2 separate regions of the Homo sapiens genome follow, and region 2 is linked to region 1. The links are chromatin contacts, found by Hi-C or POLR2A ChIA-PET in ENCODE. All regions are on one chromosome and are shown on one strand. The core of a region is the stretch at or near the end of the contact, and the rest is flanking DNA. Distances in the headings are between cores, read along the strand shown.

Region 1 (3,881 bases), core at 659-3,158:
AAGTCAGGAGTTCGTGAATATCCTGGCCAACATGGTGAGACCCGGTCTCTACTAAAAATACAAAATTAGCCAGGCATGGTGGCACATGCCTTTAATCCCAGCTACTTGGGAGGCTGAGGCAGGAGAACTGCTTGAACCCGGGAGGTGGAGGTTGCAGTGAGCCGAGATTGCGCCACTGCACTCCAGCGTGGGCCAAAAGAGTGAAACTCCGTCTCAAAAAAAGAAAAACAACAACAACAAAAAAACCCCACGATGATATGAAGTCTTTATTCATAGACAACTTTTGATGGGGATGGGCAGTATCTTATTACAACCCCATACATCCACTTAAATTGGCACAAGGTTTATCTGTAAGTTTTATACCTTAAAATGTATTTAAGTTGAAAACTAAACTGATGGGGAGAATAAATCAACATTATTTAATATTCAAGTCCTAAGTAAAACAGAGTACTCAAAATTGGCACTAGTATAAAATTTTCTTTAAAATTTCATTAATTAGAAGAGATCAAACAGTCATTTCAGATATGTCTATTAATTTTACTCTGATCACACTCTTTCAAGTATTATGGTGATCAATTTTCCCCACAAACTTGCAAGGGAGAAACAACTGACCTCCCCACAAAATCTAACTTCAATTAACTATCTAAGGATGATATTCAGTGTTTCTCACATTAAAGGAGTTCAGAATCATGCTCTGGCTGTAACAGGAATGAGCACAGAGCACTTCATGTTAGCTGTTTGGTATCACTGTCCAAATCCACGGCCTCTTTCTGCATACCTTATGACAGTGCCATGTGTACATCCTTAATCAAATACTGTTAATTTTTAACGCATGAGTTTTTTATTTGAGGATCAAACAAGAATTATGTTTGAAATAAAAGGAAAAAAAAGGAGAAAAATATCTTAATGTACCATAGACTTGAATTACCCTATCAAACCAGATTTTCTTTTTTTAAGTTTCCAACAAAATGAACTGGATAGTGTGAGTCCTCTATTTCTCATATCCAGGGTAGATATCAGCTCCCTCTCGTAGGGCAAATATTTCTGCTTATGCCCTCACAAATAGACTGGCCCTCCATTCTGCCACCTCCTCTTACCACAAATTCTGAAATTTCTGGCAGAAAAGAGATCTGTCAAAACAGGTTACTTGTATTTTTATTGGTTCCTCCAGACCATGACGACATTTCCTGATAGGCAATGCCAGGAAACTATTAATGTCTGTGAAAAGCAGTGAAAATTCTTAAGAGTATAAACTGTCTGGTGCCTCAGGAGACTGAAGCCTGAAGGAACCACTAGTTTTTAGACTGTGACATTGATTCCATTGGCTGCCGTATCAGAAATCCAAAACACCACTATCAGAGGAGAAGAAAAAGTGTCTTTCCAAAAAGAAAGGTCTGGAACACACAACCAGCCATCTCCTTTCTCTTAACCACTTGCCTGCTTAGAACAGAGCAGGTGAGCATTATGTGGGCAGCTAATGGCTGGCTCAGTTAAGGCTGTTGCAAAAATTAGGTAATTTATTCAAGAAATTAATAGATCTTTTCCCAAGCAGGAGGGGTAATAATGCCTACAACAGGATGAAGAGAGTGTGGCTTTCCCTACAAATGATAGAAAGAATGCAACTAACATCCATGTGCAGAAATAGAATTGCACCTTTTTAAAGGACCTCAGTGATCCGCTCAGTATGTGAGCACTTGATGCCACTGACCTTAAAGGAGTAGGAGCCTTACAGAAGACATGAAACTAAATGGAACAAAACTAGTTTGAGGCACCAGACTTGTATGAGACTTTCAAGTATATCAACTGATCTATTATGAAGTGCCCAAATCACGTGGGTACTTGCTAACGTTCTATCTGGGTTTGTGGAGCAGAACGGCAGCTCCCTGCACTGTCATGTCCCTCTATTTCACAGTGCCACCTGCTGGGCGAGGGTGAGAGCAAGCTGAACTTTCTTGGGAGTGGTACCTGTGAATTCACAAAATAACCTCTGAAATCACAAACAGAAGAAACATCTTTGAGACCAGCCTGGCCAACATGGTGAAACCCCATTTGTACTAAAAATACAAAAATTAGCTGGGCATGGTGGTGGGCGCCTGTATTCCCAGCTACTTGGGAGGCTGAGGCAGGAAAATCGCTTGAACCTGGGAGATAGAGGTTGCAGTAAGCCGAGATCGTGCAACTGCACTCCAGCCTGGGTAACAGAGCAAGACTCAGTCTCAAAAATACAAAAAACAAAAAAACTATTGTTTCAGAATTTTTCATGTTTTAGAAAAGTAAACTGATACATATACTATGTATTATATGAAACTTGCAGTGGGTTCTTTGGCAGCACCCACTAATCCAACATTAATATTCCTATAGCAAGATGTATGAATATTTACATTAAATTGTTAAAGAATCTAGATAGACTTGTGTGTTAGTTCAGATGATGTTTTGTAGTTAAATGTGTTTACTGAGTCAAAAGATACTATATCTCTCTGACACACACACACACACACACACACACACACACAGAGGCTCTTTCATCATTCATGTTTGTCTCACTATGCATCCATCCAGGTTTATAATAACATGGCAAAATTGCTTTAAAGGCCATTTACACATCTACTAGCAGTGTGCAAGTGCACGTCCTAATTCACTGTATCTTTGTCAATACCAGGAATCACCATTAAAAAATTTGCCAATTTGACATGCAAACAATGGTATTTCTTTGATTAAATGTGCATTTCTCTGATTGCCTTGGAGTTTTACATATGCTCCATGTAATCTTTCACAATTTTAGGAAGTAGTTATTCCTAAATTCCCATCATTAGTGGTGGATCCAGGTTGGCTTGACTTTAAAGCTTATGCTGTGGAGGCACTTAAAAGAGGGTTCTTGGAGGTGCCTTGGGTCTTTGGGACACAGACTAACACAAGGACATGAATGACTTGCCTGGGTGGTAGGGTAGGGAAAGCTTTGATTGCATCTGTTTACTAATATTGTGCTTCTCTACTGTGCTTCCCTATTGTACTATACCCAGAGTCCTCCTGGGTGGCCATTAAAGCCTCTTTGAAATGTCAGCCCACTTCACTCAAGGCTTGGATAGAGACCACAGAGACTATTTCAAAGTAGTGTGGTATATATTTAGCACCTACTCAGTGTGCAGTACACAGTTTTTAAACTAGTTAATCATTAATCAGTTTATTATCAAACCAGTATACTACTGAAAATTGAATCATCTAGATAATCTTGTGAATTCTAGTTGTTCTTCTTTCCCCCTAAGGGCTTATATTTACATTAAATAAACCTGTATCTGAATCAAATCTGCAAAATTCAGATGATTTGACAGCATTTTAGATGAAGTGAATTTTGTCAGATTTCACCTGAAAAACACTCACTATCCTCAATCATGTATACTAATGGAGGAATGGGAATAATTGGAGCCAGGGATTCAACAGACATTCCAAAAGCCTCCACCTTTCTTATATATACAACCTTCACCAGGGTGCTTAGTTACCTGCTTTCCAAGGTATGAGTCTCTAGACTTTCACCTGCACCATAGGTAGGCCAGAATAACTTGTATAAATGCCAAGAAAGCCAAGAAGAGAGAAAAGGTCATGGTAATTCAGTTTGAGTAGGGATACCTTACTTTTGTTCAACTGTGATGCTAAAATTTCCCTATTTAAAACAAACAAACAAACAAACAAACAAACAAACGAGATCAAAAACATAGCCAGGGCTTCAGAGTTGCAAAACTCCTGTATTCTAGGTGACTGGTGCCCTGGGAACATGCATCTCAGTGGCCCTGTGACAGTTAACCTAATCACAGTCCACGCTTGCCCTTCTGAATACAAAGCACACTTGACTGAGGAATCTCACTCAATATGTGTATGGGACACAC
Region 2 (4,070 bases), core at 765-3,264, 140 kb before region 1:
CTGATCCGATGGTTAGGACTCACCTAATCGTGGGTACCCCAGATTGCTTGCTCTTTTCTGGTGATGGCACTCTCTTACAGAGTTCACCTGCCTTCAGGCTCAAGGACTTCAAATAAATACTGGAAAACTGGTCTAGAGCTCAAGAGTGACTTATTCTCCCCACACCAAGGACATTTTACTACGTATAATTATGCCTCCCCTCTTCTTCCTTCTTCTTTTTAACTCTAAAATTCTCTTCATTGTCTATTTGAAATTGATTTTAGTTCAGTCAACCTAGTTCCCCTTGTTGAAACATCCCAGTCATCTCCAGCCCTTCAGAGATCTTTGGTTCTGTTACTTCACTGTCCAGTTTTGTTTCCTCCTTTTCTTTTTAAAGCTTGACTTTATTGATGGAAGAAGGACATTTTCTTGTTTTTCAGCATGATGTGAATTGCCATCATGGCAAAGGAGGCCAACCATGTCATAGCTCCTGTCACTGTGTAGGCAAGACCTAAGAAAAGGCTATTACCCCCACACCATGTCAGGGTGGAGAGAACAACTGATTTTTCTCCGTGGAACCTGGTTACTGGGAAGTCTAAGAAGACCTGTTAAGAATCTGACTCAACACTTCACATTTCTAGTATTGCATATACTGAATATATTAGGTTGACACATATAAAATTGCTCTTTTTTATAGGTAAAAAAATGGTTAAATATCTAATCTCATATGCTGCAACTTAATCTTTACCAAGCACTACTCTGTATCTTGCTGGAATGAAAATAAAAACAAGCCTTCCCTCTACATAGTTGTAAGCTACGAAAGAGATTCTGACACAGATCTGAATGACTTATAGACAACTGATAATGAACAAATATATTTAATTTCCTTTGGCAAACCCAAGGAAATTACAATCATACAAACCTAAATTTTTATATATGAATTAGAAGACCCAGGGCAGGCTATAGTCCTTTAGTAGGCTAAGGTTTGAATTCCTACCTCAGGGAAAATTCTTTAAGGGGAGTGAAGAACAAGCAAACAAAAAGATCACAAAACATTTTTGGTAGTCGAACTAAAGGTGGTACATTCATTTGGGTTTTGGAAAGGCCAGTATCCCCATGCTGGGGAGAAAGTGTTTGAAGTGGGTTTGCTATCATTAGCATTTTAATGATGTCATTTTGATTATACATGTGGCCTGAGGTTTTTAAACATCTGGTGCCTTTTGTAAACCAAACTAATAAACAAAGAAAGGCTTCTCATAGCAACGGCACAGGAAGGAGGCATTTCCCAGCAAAGCTATTAAAGGGCCTCAAATCACTTGGCAACGTGCTATTTAAAGGCACAAGGAAAATTAGTATGAAACTAGTTCTCTCTCTTCTTTTCCATCAGAATTCCTCATTGTCACCAGGTCCTTGGGTGCCACCTCAACCCATCTGCCTGTTTTCTCCCTCCCTCAGTTCTATATGAGAAGGTCTTCTCCTCATACACAGAACATCTTTTTTCCCCTTAGAAATGGTAGGCACTTTCTTAGTCTGGTTGGATAATACTCACACCAGAGCTGTACCCAGGTAGTGCAGTTATAGGCCTGAAGCTTAGGATTGAAGTTCTATGTACACAAAAAATTTTGATTTGAGAGGGATTAGCATTAAGACATGACTGTGAATGAAGTCACCCAGGGAAAGCATGTCCAGAGAGGAGAAACAGAATGTCTCTGTTATTGGGAACATGCCTCCCTTCCTCATCCTGCCAACCCCAAGGTCATTGTAACACATCGTGGGATAGTAGTGCATGAAGTTTTTTCCTGCTCCTCGAATGCACCCATAACTGCTTTAATGGTAAGGCAGTCCCAAAATTGACAGAATCAGAAGGCCCACCTTGAGAGACCAGTTTTAAGCAACTTTCAACCTCTGCTTCAATTTTTTTGAGGGAGAGAGGAGTTTGCTGAAATTCTTATTCAAAGGGTTTACTCTTTGATCTGTACCTATAATGCTCCATGAGAGGCAATTTGTGGCTTTCATTTTCATTTTCATAGAACTAGACACCCTGCTAAAGGGACTAACTGAAGTCATACCTCCTCCTGGTCAGTAAACAAAAGGAGACAAAAAGCTGAGAGGCAGAGATCATGTCTCATCAGTGGGGGCCTTTCTGACTGAGAAATGCTCCCACTTCCCTGTCAGAATGGAAATGTCCACATACCTGTTCTAGGATGGAAAAGAAGAAAAGTTGGAGCAGGGAACTGGAGCACATGCCATCATTCCCTTCTCCTCAAGAATTTCTTATTCAGCCTCCCTGAAAGGTAAAGAAACTAAGGAGGTGGACAATTTTGTGTTAAAATTGACCCATTGGGGGTCCCATTGAACAACTAGCCAGGAGCCTTGGGAGGATGAACACAGCGGTGCTAACTGGGCTGCAATTTCAAAGTCGTGTAAAAGGCCTGGAATGATTCTGCCTCCAGAGAATGCTACCTCAGGGAGAATCAGGAGGAGACTTGAAAATTAAATCTAAAGACCAGAGTTAGTGTAAATTGTATTTAAATATATAATTTCTTAAAGGTAGTGTTTGGTGCCATGCTAAAGTTAAAGCCTGTTTGTTTTCAAATCAAGAACTACATTTGTATTTTTACATTAAGTGAAAAAATTCAGACTCTTATATTTAAGCATGTGTCAGCCTGGGCAACAAGGGAGACCCCATCTCTGAAAAAAAAAAAGAGAGAGAGAATTAGCTGGGCATGGTAGTGAGTGCCTATAGTCCAAGCTACTTGAGAGACTGAGGTGGGAAGATCACCTGAATCCAGGAGGTCAGGACTGCAATGAGATGTGACTGCGCCACTGTACTCCAGCCTGGGCAACAGAGCAAGACCCTGTCTCAAAAGTAAATATGTAAATGAAAGTAAAAATAAACATATGTCTCCTAAGTTGGACCATATATTCCTAATCATTAGGGCACTAACTCCCACATGCTGGCTTTGTGCCTAAGGGAGGGGGGAACACGGCATCTTCAGTGCAGAGCCTGTTGCACACCTCACGTGGATTTGGATGAACTGGACCTGTCCCTTGAGTCCACAGCTCCTGTGGTCTATGATACTTTTCCCTACAATAAAAGGTTCTATAGTCTCAGTTTTAGTAATTTTTAGTCTATATTTACTTATCAAACTCCTCTCTATTTTCATAGTCTTCCATCTCCTCCCATCCTATCTGGCATGCTTCTCCTCACAGTTTTTTTAACAGATCTCTAGGCCCAGTGTTATTTAATCTTTCTTTCTTTCTTTTTTTTTTTGAGACGGAGTCTCACTCTGTTGCCTAGGCTGGAGTGCAGTGGCGCGATCTCGGCTCACTGCAACCTCCGCCTCCCGGGTTCAAGTGATTCTCCTGCCTCACCCTCCTGAGTAGCTGGGATTACAGGTATGCGCCACCATGCCTGGCTAATTTTTTTTGTATTTTCAGTAGAGATGTGGTTTCACCATGTTGGTCAGGCTGGTCTCGAACTCCTGACCTCATGATCTGCCTGCCTCGGCCTCCCAGACAGAGTCAAGACTGAGAGAAATCTATACAAAAACAAAACAACAACAACAACAACAAAAACCCTTGCTAAACTAACCTTTATCTTCCTAGTTACATTTCTACAATTGCCATTCTTTGTTCAACCTAGTATATGAGAACTTAGACTTAGTCACTTCTTTTTTTAGTCTCCATTTTTCTTGTAAGGGCTCACATGTACATTTAAAGGCATAAAATTCATATGCTTTTCTGTTATTAATCTGTCAGTCCCAGCTGGAGCCTCTGGGAGGGAATAGGAGAATTTTATCCTCCTTTACACTTTTTTTTTTTTGTATACAGATTTGATTAGAAAATAGAAAAGTATAGAATGAAATAGCTCAACAACTAGCAGCCAGGTTTTCTTTCATCTTCAGAAAGAAAAGTGGTATAAAAGGATACTATAGGTTATGTTGAAACTATAATTACCAGCAGGCAAGCCTTCTATAAAATGGTGTGTTCGACTGAGTCGACCATACAGTTTTTTGAAAGTGGGAAAGGCAGCTGCCCGCATCCACACAATGAAGTCATCATTGAGGAAGCCATTGTTTCTTGGATCC

The links. Hi-C counts contacts between places; a loop is a spot of excess contacts on that map. ChIA-PET counts read pairs that join two places held with the same protein, here RNA polymerase II (POLR2A). Pooled maps may share reads with other maps.
Region 2: a map of naive thymus-derived CD4-positive, alpha-beta T cell shows a loop between it and region 1 (5-fold over the local background). The contact joins two enhancer-like sites. A Hi-C loop is called at or near these places in 2 of 168 maps with a recorded cell type or tissue (IMR-90 and naive thymus-derived CD4-positive, alpha-beta T cell) and 12 of 50 pooled maps. POLR2A ChIA-PET finds 5 or more read pairs at or near these places in 3 of 52 experiments (HCT116, IMR-90 and activated T-cell).

Annotation. Positions count from the first base shown.
Region 1 is chr3:100,066,983-100,070,863 of GRCh38, reverse strand. All of the region lies in intron 1 of CMSS1 (cms1 ribosomal small subunit homolog), which reads right to left. All of the region lies in intron 1 of FILIP1L (filamin A interacting protein 1 like), which reads left to right. Among named protein-coding and RNA genes, the nearest start is that of FILIP1L, 46 kb to the left of the region's middle. RefSeq lists a silencer at 1,853-1,932. Within about 2 kb of position 1,908, at least 6 of the 41 ENCODE cell types and tissues checked have a DNase peak (open chromatin) inside an H3K27ac peak, as active enhancers do.
Region 2 is chr3:100,208,080-100,212,149 of GRCh38, reverse strand. No RefSeq gene overlaps it. Among named protein-coding and RNA genes, the nearest start is that of TBC1D23, 51 kb to the left of the region's middle. RefSeq lists a silencer at 2,120-2,169. Within about 2 kb of position 2,014, at least 4 of the 41 ENCODE cell types and tissues checked have a DNase peak (open chromatin) inside an H3K27ac peak, as active enhancers do.